Regions from separate parts of the Mus musculus genome. Here region 2 is linked to region 1. Evidence: chromatin contacts called from ENCODE Hi-C or POLR2A ChIA-PET data. All regions are on one chromosome and are shown on one strand. Each heading gives the region's core, a stretch centred on a gene start or an enhancer-like site at or near the end of the contact. The rest is flanking DNA. Distances are from core to core; before and after follow the strand shown. Region 1 holds the start of Zfp704 (zinc finger protein 704). Region 2 overlaps Gm33169 (a long non-coding RNA gene).

Region 1 (7,348 bases), core at 2,890-5,389:
ACTGTGTGTGCGCTCTGCAGATAGGGAGACCAGTATGATCAAATGGACCAATGACTGTGCAAATCCACCAGGCATCTCGGCACTCAGCAACCAGTGAAATAAGACTATAGCCATCAAACCGTAATTGCCTAAATTCTGGGTCCCCAACCAAACAGGGAGGGCCATGAAACGAAAAGTCATTTTCCTAGACACAGAGCTAAGTGGTTGGAGTTAGAGAACACACAACCTCAAGTAAATTGATGAATGTACATTTGTGGCACATATTGGGTTTTATTTGTGACGGCTAATAGTGAAAACTGCTCCATCTGAACATGTGTCATGGTTGATACCATCCACTATGAAAATGGGGAGCACATCTTAGCCACTGCCACCCTAACTTATGAACTCCTCAGAGAAGGGGGCCTTAATGAATATCACATGCAGAGTCCAAGTTAGGTTTCTAGACTCCTGGCCAGATGTTCCTTATACTGCTGTCTAAATGGCAAACAAAGCTGCAAATCACACACACACACACACACACACACACACACACACACACAGAGCAAATGTGGAGTGGAGGGATGGGGAAAGGGAGAGTAATATAGGACTCCGCCCCCAATAACAAGTCTTCAGGGGGCGTTACTTAGAACTCAGGAAAGTACAGTGTTGTTGCAGAGTTGAATCGTTCACAGGAGACCTGTCACATCTTACTTTCATAACCTTTGTAAAGGCCAAAAACATTACTTTTCATTTAAAAATAGTTTTTAGAAGGAGCTACTTCGATCACCAGATCTAACTACTTAAGGTTGCTAAAGACCATGCTATCAGTGGTAGGTGAGGCTGCTGTGTTTCTGCATAGGTTATGCTTAGACTTTATGATTTGGGAACTATGATTTCTATTTTTCTGAATCTTAAAAATATTGAACAAAATGTGAAGTTGAGCCTTGTTTTCTTCAATCATTTTTTAAACACATCTTTTTGCATCTTTGGTACTCAAATGTCAAATGTTTAAGAATCGCTGTAGATCACAAGAAACCAGACAGGAGATGGCAGGCTGGAGTGTCCCTGTACATCGATACCATCATCACCCTGCCCAGAGCAGACTGGAGCACAGTCTATAGGACAGAGACCTGGGCCATGGCATGTTCTGATTTGAGTCTTACGTTGTGTTCCATGCCTTTCTTAAGTTTGTTTTGACATAAACATAAACACACTTCTTTCTTTCGTTGTGTTCATGCTGTGATGTGTAGAATTTTGAAGTCCAGCAGGCTGGCCTTGAACTTGTGATGCTCTGATCTACTGTAGCCTTCATGGACCAGCAAGCTGGGACCAGCATCTCTGTATGTTAAAGCACTGCCACTCTACTCCTTTCTGCCTTCTCTAGCACTCAGGACACCTTTTAGCCATGTTCACTTGTCTTTCCCGATTGTTCTCTACGTCTCTCTCCAACAAGGGCTCAGCAGCTCACCGTGCACGCCAACCTAAGCCTTCCTTCTCCTGGGGCTTGGAGGAGAGGAGCAGGAGGCTGAGTTTGATCCCTGTAGCCCTGAGGGGAAGGGTAGGTGTGGACGAGGGAGTCAGGCTATTAGGTAAAGGTGCTAGCTGAGCAAGCCTGAGCTTCCAAGTTCCATCCCAGGAACCCATGGAATGCACAAAAAAGCAGGATGTGGCTTTCTATTAAACTGATTACATATAAGACTCTAAAGATGACTGTATATATTAACTCATTAGTCTACAAAATAAGAGTTCTTTGAAACTTTCATGCAAGCTATTTTGATAATATTCACCCCCAACTCTTCCCTTGGTCTCCTTCCAGATCTCCCCACCCCAACTTTGTGACCTGTCTAAATTTAATAACCCATCAACTTTAGCTTTTGCTGTTCATAAACTTACTCCTGGGTATGGGGCTATCCATTAATTAGAGTGTGGCTGACCTGGAGTCACACCATTACAGACAACTGCCTTTTCCTCCCTTAGAAGCTATTACCCGTCCATACCTTCTCAGGGCTGCAAACTCAGCCTTTCCTGCTTCTGGAAGAAGCCCTTGCCCATATTCCTGTAAGTGATCCAGTAACACTCATTCACCAAGTTCACCAAGATGGACTTTGATGGCATCCAAACTTTAGTGTGTCATGGCTTCCCTATCTGGGGTAAGTTGATAGGTGTGTTTTCTCTCCCCAGGAGAAGTTTTGTCATGACATAGATGATGAACACAGTCCCACTAAACCCCTTAGGGAGCAGTGACTTTATTGGGCTTACTTCGAAACATGAAGGAGGACTTACAAGAACATGGGTGAGCCCAAAGCAGTTGTGCCACCAGAAAGTCTTACCCAGCATGAATGATTTACCCACAGCTGCAGAGATTGGGGGGGGGGGTGTCTCCCCTTCAGTTAACCTTCCACACTCTGTAATCCAGCATCTCTGCTGGGACAGAGACAAGTGCCACTCGGGCAAAATTCCATACAAGTGGCTGGGGGACAGGCTGAGTCTCATGGAGAGGCTTTGTGCCCACTCCTCCTAAGGACAGCCAATCAGCCCGATGGCATGCAAGGATCACAGCTGTTCTGATGACCATGACAGCTGTGCTGTTAGTTGAAACAGTCGATAAGATCTCTTCTGCACCCCTCGTACAGGTCCTTGAGCCACCTGCCCACCTCTGCCAGAGACCCATATACTTAGCTGCCTCTCTCCAAATCATCTCATGAGATCAACCAAGCCACTATCTTCAATCTGGAGGAGAGCAGCTTCGCTCCTTGCCTGGGGCTACTCTTTCTAGGCTCACGGAAACAATTCACTTGCTTCTGGGAGGGTCTAGCTACATCCAAGACACACCCATAAATTACAATGCTCCAGTTAACAAGGTTTGCTCATTCTAATTTCCTGAACAGGATATTTACAGATGAAAAGTTCACTAGAAACGGTGTGTTTTGAATGCACTTTGAGGGAGATAAATTCTGGGGTGGTATCTGAAGTGGGGCAGGGAGTGCATGTGTGCACACCTGCATGTGTGCACACCTCCTCTTCAGACTGTACGCACTTCCAATTTCACTGTGGGGAGGTGTTAGCAGAGCTTTGGGACTCGAAAGGAAGGGCTGACGGAAAGGCATTTCAGAAAGGACGGACAGGACCTGTGGGCCAGTGCCTCACAGGAAGTGAGAACAAGGTGGCTTTAAAACACACCACTATTTTTGGATGTGATTACTTAAAACAGGCATTTTCTGGACGGGTGATCAGTTTCTGGGAGGACAAAGTTCATTTTAGAATCCTTGTCCTCATCCCTCTTTAGCGGTTGGAAGGTACCCCAAATAAACATTTAATGAGCCCCATCACATGTCTAGCAAGCCACGTGATGTTCAATCTCCAAGAACAATGGGCCATGTGGACACCCTTTTACTCAATTGTTGATGAATAAGGCCCTCCTAGCCCTAGCCAAAACCTATAGAATTTAGGGGCATGATCTGGATGCAGAATGTCTGGTTTACTCCCTCCGAAAGCAGCAGTCATTCATAACATGGCAAACTGGCCTTCTGCTAGCTTACATATATAAAAAGCTGAAATAACAATCTTGACCACTTGGTGTGTTGCTTTCTCTAGACTGGGACAGTGCCAGTAGACCAAACCAAGAGCAGAAAGAACACTTTTGGAATTCGGCCCATATCATATCACCAGGTAAGGACCTCAGGTGGAAACTGGAAGAAACACATAGGAGGGCCAAACCTGCACAGAGCTGAGAACATGAGGCAAGGCCTACAACCTGGTGCTCAAAGGAACCTGGTAGAGAGGGCCAGGGAAATGTTGCAGGAATCTCCATGACTGAGGACTCAGGCTGGGAACTGACCCCAAACCTGGGGTTGGCACACCTGGTCGAACTCCACTTGAGCACCAGTGGTCGCCATCTGAGAACCACTCTTGAGCAAATCTCTTAAGCAAACACCTTCCTGCCGTCTAAACCTACGCTTTTCCCACCAGAGGGAGACATGGGCCCAGGGGCAAGGGTGGCCTCAGTGTCCCAGCCAACTGCTGGGAAGCCGGCAGATTTTCAGAGAGCGCGGGTCTGGGGAAAAAAATCCAGTCCGGGTTTTGTCTGAACGGAGACCAGGAAGGCAGCGAGGACTGGGGAAGAGGGGGAGGCGGTGAAGACACGACACAAACAGCTCGCGCCCAGGACACCGCGGTAGGCCCTGAGCGCGCGGGCGCAGGGCCCGGAGAGGCGCGCGCCGGCCCGGCCGCCGGCCGCATGGAGCGCAGCGCAGCCCGCGGCTCCCGGGAGGCGCAGGCGGAGGTAGCGGCAGCGGGAGCAGCGCGCTCGCTCACACCCACCCCCGCCCGCGGCCGGCGCGCCGCCCCGCCGTAGCCGCCGGCGTCCCCGCGGGCCCGGCCAGCGAAGGCGGCGTCCGCGCGTCTGCCAGCCAGCAGCGGCGGCCAGCCCGGGAGGCGGCCCCGCAAGCCCCGCAGCCGCGCGTCTCCGGGCCCAGCCGCAGCCCGCGAGGAGCCCGGCGCTCCGGCCCGCAAGCCCGGCGCAGGCATGCAGGCCAGGCGCCTGGCCAAGCGCCCCAGCCTGGGCAGCCGCCGCGGGGGCGCTGCGCCCGCTCCCGCCCCCGAGGCCGCCGCTCTGGGGCTCCCGCCCCCCGGCCCCAGCCCGGCCGCCGCACCGGGAAGCTGGAGGCCGCCGCTGCCGCCGCCGCGCGGGACCGGCCCCTCGCGCGCTGCCGCCGCCTCGTCGCCGGTCCTGCTGCTGCTGGGCGAGGAGGACGAGGACGAGGAGGGCGCGGGCCGAAGGCGCAGGACGCGCGGGCGGGTAACGGAGAAGCCCCGAGGGGTCGCGGAGGAGGAGGACGACGACGAGGAAGAGGACGAAGAGGTGGTTGTCGAGGTGGTGGACGGCGACGAGGACGACGAGGACGCTGAGGAGCGCTTCGTGCCCCTCGGACCCGGCCGTGCGCTTCCCAAGGGCCCCGCCCGAGGCGCGGTGAAGGTGCGTGCGAGGTGCCGGGGATCGGTGGGGGGCGCAGCGGGCTCGGCGGGGCGCCGGGGCGCCGGGGAGGCCGAGCGCAGCGGCGCGGGCCGGGAGGGGTGTGTCAGGCGGCGGTGGGCAGCGCGCGGAACTGCGGCTCAGCGGCTCAGCGGCTCAGCGGCGCCCGGCGGCCTGTCGGTGCTCAGAGGCCGGGCGGATGCGTGGTCCCGCGTGCCGGTAGGCAAGGAAGGAGCGCTTCTCTGGGCAGGGTGGGGAACTTGGGAGCTGGACGAGGTCGGAGCCCCGATCGGCCTGGCATTGATATTTTATTCTGCTCTGGGGAGGCAGGAGTCTTCCTTCTCTTGTTCAAGCTTCTGGAAACTAGCCAGCAACCTGCAACACCTCCTTTCACCTGAGAACAGTTGTTGGTCGGTTCCATCACAGGCACTTGTGAAGGAGTTGGGAGCCTGTGCAGCAACAACCTAGACCTTGGTTTCCGCGAGCTTTTTGCCCCTCCCCCATCCCCGTGTTTCTCCTCGCCCTCCTTAAACTGGACATCCTAAGCACTTACCCTCCGCCCCCTTAAGATTACAAAAGAGGAAGGCGGGGAAGGTGTTTGTGTTGTGGGGAGAGAGAGGGGTAGCATTTAAAATGAATGTGACTTTCAGCTGAAAAATTTCACCAGGTCCTCATCCGCGCTACCGCAACGAGCGATCTTTCCGTTTTTTTGTATCTTCAGAAGATAAAGGGTTTATTATTACACAACTGTCTGGCTGAGCTTCTAAGCACGCTATTGGACAAAACAAACTGCGTTGAGGTTCATGCACCGTGTATGTTGCTAAGAAGTTTTGAGGGCAGCGAGTGGCAAGCAATGGAGAGTGTTTGCTTTTTCGCCAGTGTTTTTTTTTTTTTTTTTTTTTTCTGTTTTCTGTTTTTTCGAGACAGGGTTTCTCTGTGTAGCCCTGGCTGTCCTGGAACTCACTTTGTAGCCCAGGCTGGCCTCGAACTCAGCAATCCGCCTGCCTCTGCCTCCTGAGTGCTGGGATTAAAGGCGCAGTGTTTCTTAAGATAGCAGGATAACCAGAAATTCTTGGAGTGTTCAGAAGAAAATATATGTAAACAAGTGAACTTGATAGAGGTGGTTGATGTTGTTGTTTTTGTTTAATATCTCCGTGCCCGCTCTCAAGTGTCTGGAAGCTTGTAATTATATTTACCAAGAAAAGTTAAACAGCAGTTAGCGTTGCCCCGCAGTAGATGTGGGAATGTTTCTTTCCTAGACCACCCTGAAGTATGACTGGCTCTCTCTCGGTGTGAGACTTGAGCAAATGGTCATTTAGGTGATTGTTTTTGACAGCTGCTTGTTGGAATCTGGACTGTGCCCACACTCATTACTGCTGCCTGCTGAAAAGCCCGCTTTGTGTGGCAACAGGATATAGCGGGATTTGAATTAAGTTCCATAGCATCAGTGACACTGAATAAGACAGAGTGCCCCCTGAGCAGTGTTGTTCATACACACTCAAAATGTGTCTGGGGTGATTATACAAGTTGAGACAGAAAGATTAATATGTTATGCTCTGTAATCCAAGTAGGCCCAGTGTAGGAAAGAAATCTGTTCTTTAAACTAGGAATATCTAGGGTGTGATTGTTAGCATTAGCAGAGATTTTTCACATCTCCAAATAAATTCAAATTTTTTCAAATTTCTAACACATTGCTTTGCTCACAAATTTTATAGTACATTGCATACAACTTCTTAGAAGTTACATGCTGAATATACTGTGGTATAATTTATCTTCTTTTTTTTCATCACCTTAGAGATATCCTGACACTGTATCCCAAGAGATTTTTTTTAATGGAACATAACAAATAAATTTACATTTCTATATGTCATGTGTTCGACAGATACTTATTGAGCACCTACTTTGTGCCAGGTGCTAATCTAGAACACAGTAGGGCATGACTTTGGAATTCTTACACATAATTCACTGCGTCACAGCAGCTGACAAATGGATAAAATAAGCATGACACAGGGGCCATGATTTGTGCATCTCTCACCGGCCTTCCTGAGTGGAGCCAGTGACCACACCAGAGTTGTTTAAAGCACAGAGAGTGAAGGGCAGGCTTTAGTGGCTGGTTCAGCAGGTCTCCCTCCTTTGTCCCCTCTTAGCAAGAACTGAGGCTCTTCTGACTCAAAATGGGAAGAGTCCCCCAGATTATCAGTGAGCAGATATCCTTTCTTTAAAAAAATACTAAAATCACTTTGTGTGTGTGTGTGTGTGTGTGTGTGTGTGTGTGTGTGTGTGTGAGAGAGAGAGAGAGAGAGAGAGAGAGAGAGAGAGCGAGCGAGCTCGAGCGCACGCTGGAGCCATGGAACACTTAGGGAAGTCGAAGAACTTTATATAGTGCCTGTTGTACAC
Region 2 (7,348 bases), core at 1,873-4,372, 37 kb before region 1:
CAGTTTAAAATTAAATTTAAAGTTGCATTAAAATTGAGCATCCTCTTACATCTTCTTCCCCATGAAGTTACAGTTTCTAACATAAGTAGCTTATAGAGAGAAACTCCCCCTTTAAGTCTCCTACACAAAATAGAATGTAACTTGTTTGTTTGGGCTTTTGGTTGTTTTTGGTTGTTACAGGGTCTCAAGTAGCTCACCCTAGCCCAGAACTCACAAGATAGCAGAGAGCAAACACTTGATCCCCCCACACCTGAGTGCAGGGCTTACAGACACCTTCAGGGAAGCCTTGGCCTTCTCTAGGTGAAGCAGAGAGGAAGCAAAGTGTTTCCTGTCACATTTTAATACTGCTGTGTCACAGAGCTGCAGCCTCACTGTCCATCCTGACAACAGAAACCATGTGGGCAGTGAGAACACTCACATCACTGCAGCCCTTGTCCAGTGGAAGAAGAGAACAGGAGGTTCCAGGGTCTCCCACTGGGATGGCAAAAGTCCCTTGTCTTCTTAAGACACTTACTTCTAACATTAATAGTCTTAATCATATTCTGATGGTGGTTTTATTTTTCAGTGACTGATACCCTTAAAGAAAAGAATTCTACTCCACAAGTGTCATCTCCCTGTGTAAAAATACAGGGCTGTGCATACACTATAAGCAAAACACAGGGACTTCCAAATGCAAATGAATGTGACTAGTTCTTGAGAAAATAAATTGAAAGCATACATACTATTCTGTAGACATATACAAACCCATGAATTCATATAAATGTCTTTATTCATTCATACACACAGAAAGAGTGCAAGTTACTCTTCCTGATGATGAACAGTTATGAACTGTTTAAAATGCTCATTGCTTTTTACCAAGGTCAGCGGGGGACATCTGTGTTACAAAGGGAAGTGGGACGCCTTTCCGAGGACCACCCTAGAGCTGGATCCAGAGAGGTGAAGAGTCCAGAGTGAGGGAGATGAACTGCACACAGGTAACCATGCTCTGAGTTCAGGGGGATGGGGCGGGTGCTGGCACAGTTTGAAGAAGGCCCTTTCTTTGACAGAAAGGTGAAAAGGGAGAGGAACAGAGAGGTTGGGATGGATGCTGGAGGGCTCCTCAGCAGAAGTCAGAAGGAAGGGAGGAGAGTTACAGGACCATAACCCTGTAGTTGAAGGGCCACTGGAAATGAGTGCGTTGTGAAACTCGGGAGCAGCCAGGCCTCCCTGGGGTAGCCCTTGCCTATGATCCCAGCAGAGGTAGGAGGTTCAGAGGTTCAAGGTCACCCTCAACTATTCAGTAACTTCAAGGTTGGCCTGGGCTACAAGGACAGTATGTGCCTTTAATCCCAGCACTAGGGAGGCAGAGGCAGGCAGATTTCTGAGTTCGAGACCAGCCTGGTCTACAGAGTTAGTTCCAGGACAGCCAGGGCTATACAGAGAAACTCTGTCTCAAAAAACCAAAATAAATAAATAAATAAATAAATAAATAAATAAATAGGACAGTATGTAAACAAGCAAACCACTAATAAGTAAATAACTTTAAAAACAGCTCTGGGACTGAGCTCAGCGGTTAAGAGCACTGACTGCTCTTCCAGAGGTGCTGAGTTCAATTCCCAGCAACCACATGGTGGCTCACAATCATGTGTAATGGGATCTGACACCTTTATCTGGTGTGTCTGAAAACAGTTACAGTGTACTCATATACGTTAAAAAAATTTTTAATCTTAAAAAAAAAAAAAAGCAAACAACTCTGCAACAATCTGGGGACAGCAGCGGACTAGAGGGGCCGTAGAAAGCTGAGTGAGGATTAGAGCCATGTAAGATGTGAGAAGGAATAGAAGCGGCTCTCAGGAGGAGCCTGAGGACTGGGTGGGGGAGGGGAGCGTTCCCGGAGCTGCTGAGAGCAAGGGCCCCTAAGCACAGGCACACCCTGTTTGGTGACAGAGTTCCTTTGGTGACAAGCTTCTGGGGCATCCTGGTTTGTGCGTCCAGAAGCTTCATCAGGTGCAAGAACCTTTTTGGGAGAAAATGTATAAAATACGTTATTTAGGAAGAGCATCTTTAGAGTAAAAGAAATGGCAGCAAATTAAGGGTAACAAAAAGCTGAAAAACAGCACCTCTAGAAATGGTAATTTTCTTATAATTGTCAGTCAGCACGTAGCATTATTTATCTACATTTTCTCCATATCTTTTCTTTTTTAAAAATGAAAGTTATAGAATATAAAATTTACCATTTCAAAGTGTGCAGTCTAGTGTTTTTTTTTTTTTTCCTGTCTCCTCAGAAGGAAAACCCACATCCATTCCACAGTTACCCTGTTCCCCCACAAGCACCTCCTCACCGCCCATCCACTCCTGTCCGTGCGGGAGGGCTGAGCGGTCCCTCCTCTGGCGCGTGTGCACAGTGGTCCTTGTGAGTTTTCATGGTACTGTCTCTCCTTCTCTGGATGGACAGTCTCCATCACCCTACCTTCAAATCACCAATTATTCTACTTGATCAGATCTACTATTGAGTGTTTTCAGTGAGCTGTGAATTTCCGATATTATGCATATTAGCTCCGGAATGCTATTGGACTTAAAAACAAAAAAAACAATCTCTGTCTCATTATCAGTGCTCTGCACTTGAAAAGTCTGATGCCTTTCAACTTTCTAATGAAGAAACTGAATATTTTATTAGTTATTTTCCTGTAAAACTGTTGCTTAACCAGTAAAACAGAGCCAGCAGATATAGCACACTGCACAATTAAGATAACATTGTTCATGTGTCCCTATTCAACTAAAACACTTTCCTCCACACCCAGTAGCTCCAGCAGGATGGTCATTAAATATCTTGACCTAGATCCAGAAATAAAGGAAAGCAAGTTACAATATTATGTAAAGCTTCTAACAACGTTATCTGAGAAATACGTCATTTCTTAAAAACAGTTTTATCACAGATAATCCCATGAACTATGAATACAGGAGCCTAGAGCCAAGTCTAAAATAAAAGTGAGCCGAGCGGGCTGGAGAAATGACTCAGAGGCTAATGACACCTTCACCCTCTGTAACTTGTAACTTGTAGTGGTTTGAGTGAGCAATGGCTCCATGGGCGCAGGTACTTGAATGCTTGGTCCCTACGTGGTGCTGCTGTTTGGGGAGGTGGTCCAGCCTTGCTGGGGGAAGTATGCCTCTGGGGTAAGTTCTGAAGGGCTCACAAGCTTGTCCACTTCCTGTTCTCTCTGCTTGCTGTTGTGGTTTAAGATCTGGCCACTCAGCTGGCTGCTCCTATGGCCGGCTGCCATACCTTCCCTTTACTCTGGACTCTCCCTCTGGGAGCATAAACTCCTCCCTGTGCTCTCTTCATTATCAGATATTATCACAGCAAAGGAAAGTAACTAATATTCTGCTTTTAAGGAGGACACAAGTTCTTTTCCCAGCACCACGCTGCTATATTTACCACTGCCTGGAACTCCAGTTCCAAGGACGCATGCGCATGTGCACACAGACAACACACAAAGATAAACCTAATACAGGAACAAACTCTTAAATCTGGAGTGTTTTCTCTCATAGCAGTATGCAGTGTGAAGAAAGTTCCTTTGCCTAATGTTCTTATTTTCCGTCTTCTACCCCCACCAGTTGTAGGGCAGATTTGCTGGCACCGGCAGCTTTCAGTCCTCTGCAGGTTGTCTGTATTTCTCACGTACCTCTCCACTCCTTAGCTAAACCACTTCTTTTGTTTGTTTGTTTTTGTTTTTCGAGACAGGCTGTCCTGGAACTCACTCTCGAATTCAGAAATCCACCTGCCTCTGCCTGCCAAGTGCTGGGATTAAAGGCGTGCGCCACCACTGCCTGGCAGCCAAACCACTTCTAAAGGGTGCTTCATCATCAAGCCCCTCCAAACGAGCTCTGCTGCAAGCCCTGGATGTTTGGCACGTGTCTCCTGCATGCCCATTTCTCCAGAAAGAGAGCAGAGCTCAGTGGCAGCTTCCACTTCCCAAAGTCCCAAGTTTGTCTTGCTTTTCCAGGTTCTGAGCCAACTTCAGACAGACCACAGTCATTGTCTCTTAAAGTCTGCTATGCAAAGTGGGTCATTTACACTTTCTTTGTTATTGTTTTTCCAGGCAGGGTTTCTCTGTGTAGCCCTAGCTGTCCTTGAACTCACTTTGTAGACCAGGCTAGCCTCAAACTCACAGAGACACCGCTGCCTCTTCTTCCCTGGTACTGGGAGTAAAGGCATGGGCCACTGTCACCTGGCTCATTCCCAGATTTTAATATCATTTCCTGTGGAGATGAACCAGGGCACTCCCCCATATGTGCATGTGGTGGACCAAGTGCATGCTTGGTCCAAGGAGTGGTACTCTTAGGAGGTGTGGCCTTGTTGGAATAGCTGTAGCCTTGTTGAAGGAAGTGTGTCTTTGTGGATGTGGGCTTGAGACTCTCCTCCTAGCAGCTTGGAAAACAGTCTCTTCCTGACTGGCTTTGAATCAAGATGTAGAACCTCCAGCTTCTTCTTCAGCACTGTGTCTATGTGGATGCTGCCATGCCATGATGACAATGGACTGAACTTCTGAACTTGTAAGCCAGCCCCACGTAAATGTCCCTTATAAGAGTTGCCTTGGTCATGGTGTCTCTTCTCAGCAATGGAAACCCTAACTAAGACTGTGCGCCAACAAATGGTCAGCATCCTAAAGTCCAACCTTTTGATCAACTACCCAACACCTTGTGGGCTTTTCTAGTCAATCGTGGGGAGATGGGAAAAAATAAAGTAAAAGGAAGATCCATTCTACAAAGAGTTGGGAGGTAAAAAAACAAAACAAAACAAAACAAAAAACCACTCCTTACTTCATGAATATGTATGTAATATAGCTCATGCATAGTCATGAGAATAGCCTTAGAATCCTCAGCCCAGAACCTGCTGTAGTGTTTCCCTCTTTGGGTGCAGCCCACTCCAGTCTCTGAAGTGCTTGTTTACTTGGCTAAATAAACTGCTTAAACTGTCTCTTGATTGATAATTTCTTCAAGAATACACAGACCCCTGAAATAATGCGGTCAAGTTTCTCTCTGAATTCACATACTCCTGACCTCACAACATGAGTTCCGGCAGTATTCCCACTTAAATACCCCACTTCAGCAACTCTGTGGTGGACAGGCCTTGCTGGGCACCTAGCTTGTCTGTGGGTTATATTCCAAGGCTTGCTGGCCCCTCCTACTCTCTGCCATGAGCACAGGAACCTGGAAGATGGCCTGGCTCAGTATTTATTTTCCTAGGTCTGTATTCCTTCAATTAAATATATATATATATATTTTTTTTTCAATTGTTTATTTAAGATCTTTTCCAAGTGTCCAATCAGTCCTCAAAGACAGTCTGGTAATCCTATCCCGTAAATTAGACGCATCCCCCTTTGTTGCCTGGAGAGAGAGAGAGAGAGAGAGAGAGAGAGAGAGAGAGAGAGAGAGAGAGGCAGGCCTGTGTGTGGGTGTATGACTTTAATCCCAGTACTTGAAGGAGGCAGATCTCTGATTTTGAGGCCAGCATGGTCTACAGAGTGAATTCAAGAACAGCCAGGGCTAAACTATCTGTAAAACACACACATACACACAAAAAGAAAGGAAGGAAGTGGGGAGGGGGAGAGAGAGAGAGAGAGAGAGGAAGAGAGGAAGAGAGGAAGAGAGAAAGAAAGAAAGAAAGAAAGAAAGAAAGAAAGAAAGAAAGAAAGAAAGAAAGAAAGAAAGAAAAAGGAAGGAAGGAAGGAAGGAAGGAAGGAAGGAAGGAAAACTTCATTCACAAAGTCGTTAAATAAACAACAGCTAAAATCAGCAGCAGCAACAAGCCCTGGGAGAAGAGAAAAATTAAATCCCAGAGCTACCACCTTAGGATACTCAAACTTTTCTGTTTTCATCCAGTGGGTGCCTCCTGCTGGGGTTAAGGCAGGCATCACCCCCGCCAGGCTGCCAGTACATTTTCCACTGTCTGCACTCTTGGTCACGATGAGAGGATAACTCAGCAGATTTCCTTAGATGCCCGGAACTGAAACTATGACCAGTTTTTCACCCGGAAGCAGCCTGTGTGCTGAGGCCTGGCTGAACATCATCAGGTGATGTCCACTTCTGCCCTAGCCAGGCCATTCCCAAGCCCACAAGCCTGTCAGAGTCCCAGGAAGTCCATGTGAACCTCCCATCGTTTTTGTGGACCTCCTGTTTCCCAGCCTTTTCTTGCTAACTTTTTGGTTTGTGCCAACTGTTTCCTGTCACCTTGGGCTGTGGCAAACAAAGCACCTGCCTGTGACCGCTCATCACCAAGGCCCACCTTCCTCCCTGGTAGCTTTTGCTCTGGGCCACTCCCAAATCAAGGGGAGTAAAGATAAGCCCCTTAAGCTGCCTTTCCACAGAGTCTCCAAGTTTTTTTTAAAAGAAACTAATTATTAATCTTTTAAAATGAGGTCTATTCTGTCTCGCTGGTACATGGAATTCAGGCTGTTCTCTACAATGCTACCTGGAGCTAGGATGGAGGTTAAGATTCAAAAAAAGAAAAAAAGAAAAAATGAAAAAAAAAAAAACCCACCAAAGTGTTCACAGCTGGTCCCAATTTCCAGAGTTTTCCTTGAGCAGACACTTTCTAGATAATGGCACCCACCTTTAACCAGAGCACGCTAGAGGCAGAAGCAGGTGGATCTCTGAATTCAAGGCCAGCCTGGTCTACAGAGTGAATTTCAGGACAGCCAGGGTGCACAGAGAAAGTCACAGACCCCTGAGTCTCACCCCCTGTTGGGGTGTGCGGGTTGGGACAAAAAAAGAAAAAAACCCAAAGCAACCCATTTCCTTGTGACTGTGAGCCTCGTGTTAACTCTGTTTTAAATTTTCTGTGTGTATGGGTGTGTGGCTTACAAGTATTTCTGTCACTGAGAGCAGAGCTGGTGACTTCTGAGGGCAGAAGGAGATATCAGATCCCCAAGTAGCCCGAGAACTGAAGTTATAGATAGCAGTGAGCTCACAATCGATACTAGGATTGAACTCGGGTCCTCTAGAAGAGCAGCCATTAACCTTTAAGCTTAACCATTAAGCCACCCCTCCAAATCCAAATTCTAGATCTAAATCCTATTATGAAGGCTTTGGCCTCGGCTTTGTTTTTATGGAGCAGAGCACCAGACTCCACAGCCTACCATCTTCTTAGACTCACTTCTCTCTGTATTCCTTTTGATTATTTATTGATACAGAAGCACATTTGTAAAAATAATATCCTATTAAAAAAATAGAAATACTGCCCATAGACTTACCCATGGCAGGGATGGTGTGACATACTTACTGTCCCCAGAACAGAGCCAACAGGGCATGGGCTTCTATGAGTGTTGATGGCTGCTGTAGGTGTAAGGCTTGTTTGTTTTATATATCT

The links. Hi-C counts contacts between places; a loop is a spot of excess contacts on that map. ChIA-PET counts read pairs that join two places held with the same protein, here RNA polymerase II (POLR2A).
Region 2: POLR2A ChIA-PET joins it to region 1 with 29 read pairs in embryonic stem cell. The contact joins the enhancer-like site here to the promoter of Zfp704 in region 1. A Hi-C loop is called at or near these places in 1 of 37 maps with a recorded cell type or tissue (heart). POLR2A ChIA-PET finds 5 or more read pairs at or near these places in 5 of 5 experiments (Patski and embryonic stem cell).

Annotation. Positions count from the first base shown.
Region 1 is chr3:9,606,876-9,614,223 of GRCm38, reverse strand. Zfp704 (zinc finger protein 704) reads left to right here and starts at 4,139. Exons shown (of 9, transcript NM_133218.2): 1 at 4,139-4,954. The coding sequence starts at 4,505.
Region 2 is chr3:9,643,070-9,650,417 of GRCm38, reverse strand. It overlaps Gm33169 (a long non-coding RNA gene), which reads left to right. Exons shown (of 6, transcript XR_878676.2): 5 at 860-974; 6 at 2,265-2,806. Among named protein-coding and RNA genes, the nearest start is that of Gm33169, 16 kb to the left of the region's middle. Within about 2 kb of position 3,122, at least 1 of the 3 ENCODE cell types and tissues checked has a DNase peak (open chromatin) inside an H3K27ac peak, as active enhancers do; it is heart, where a contact is called at or near this core.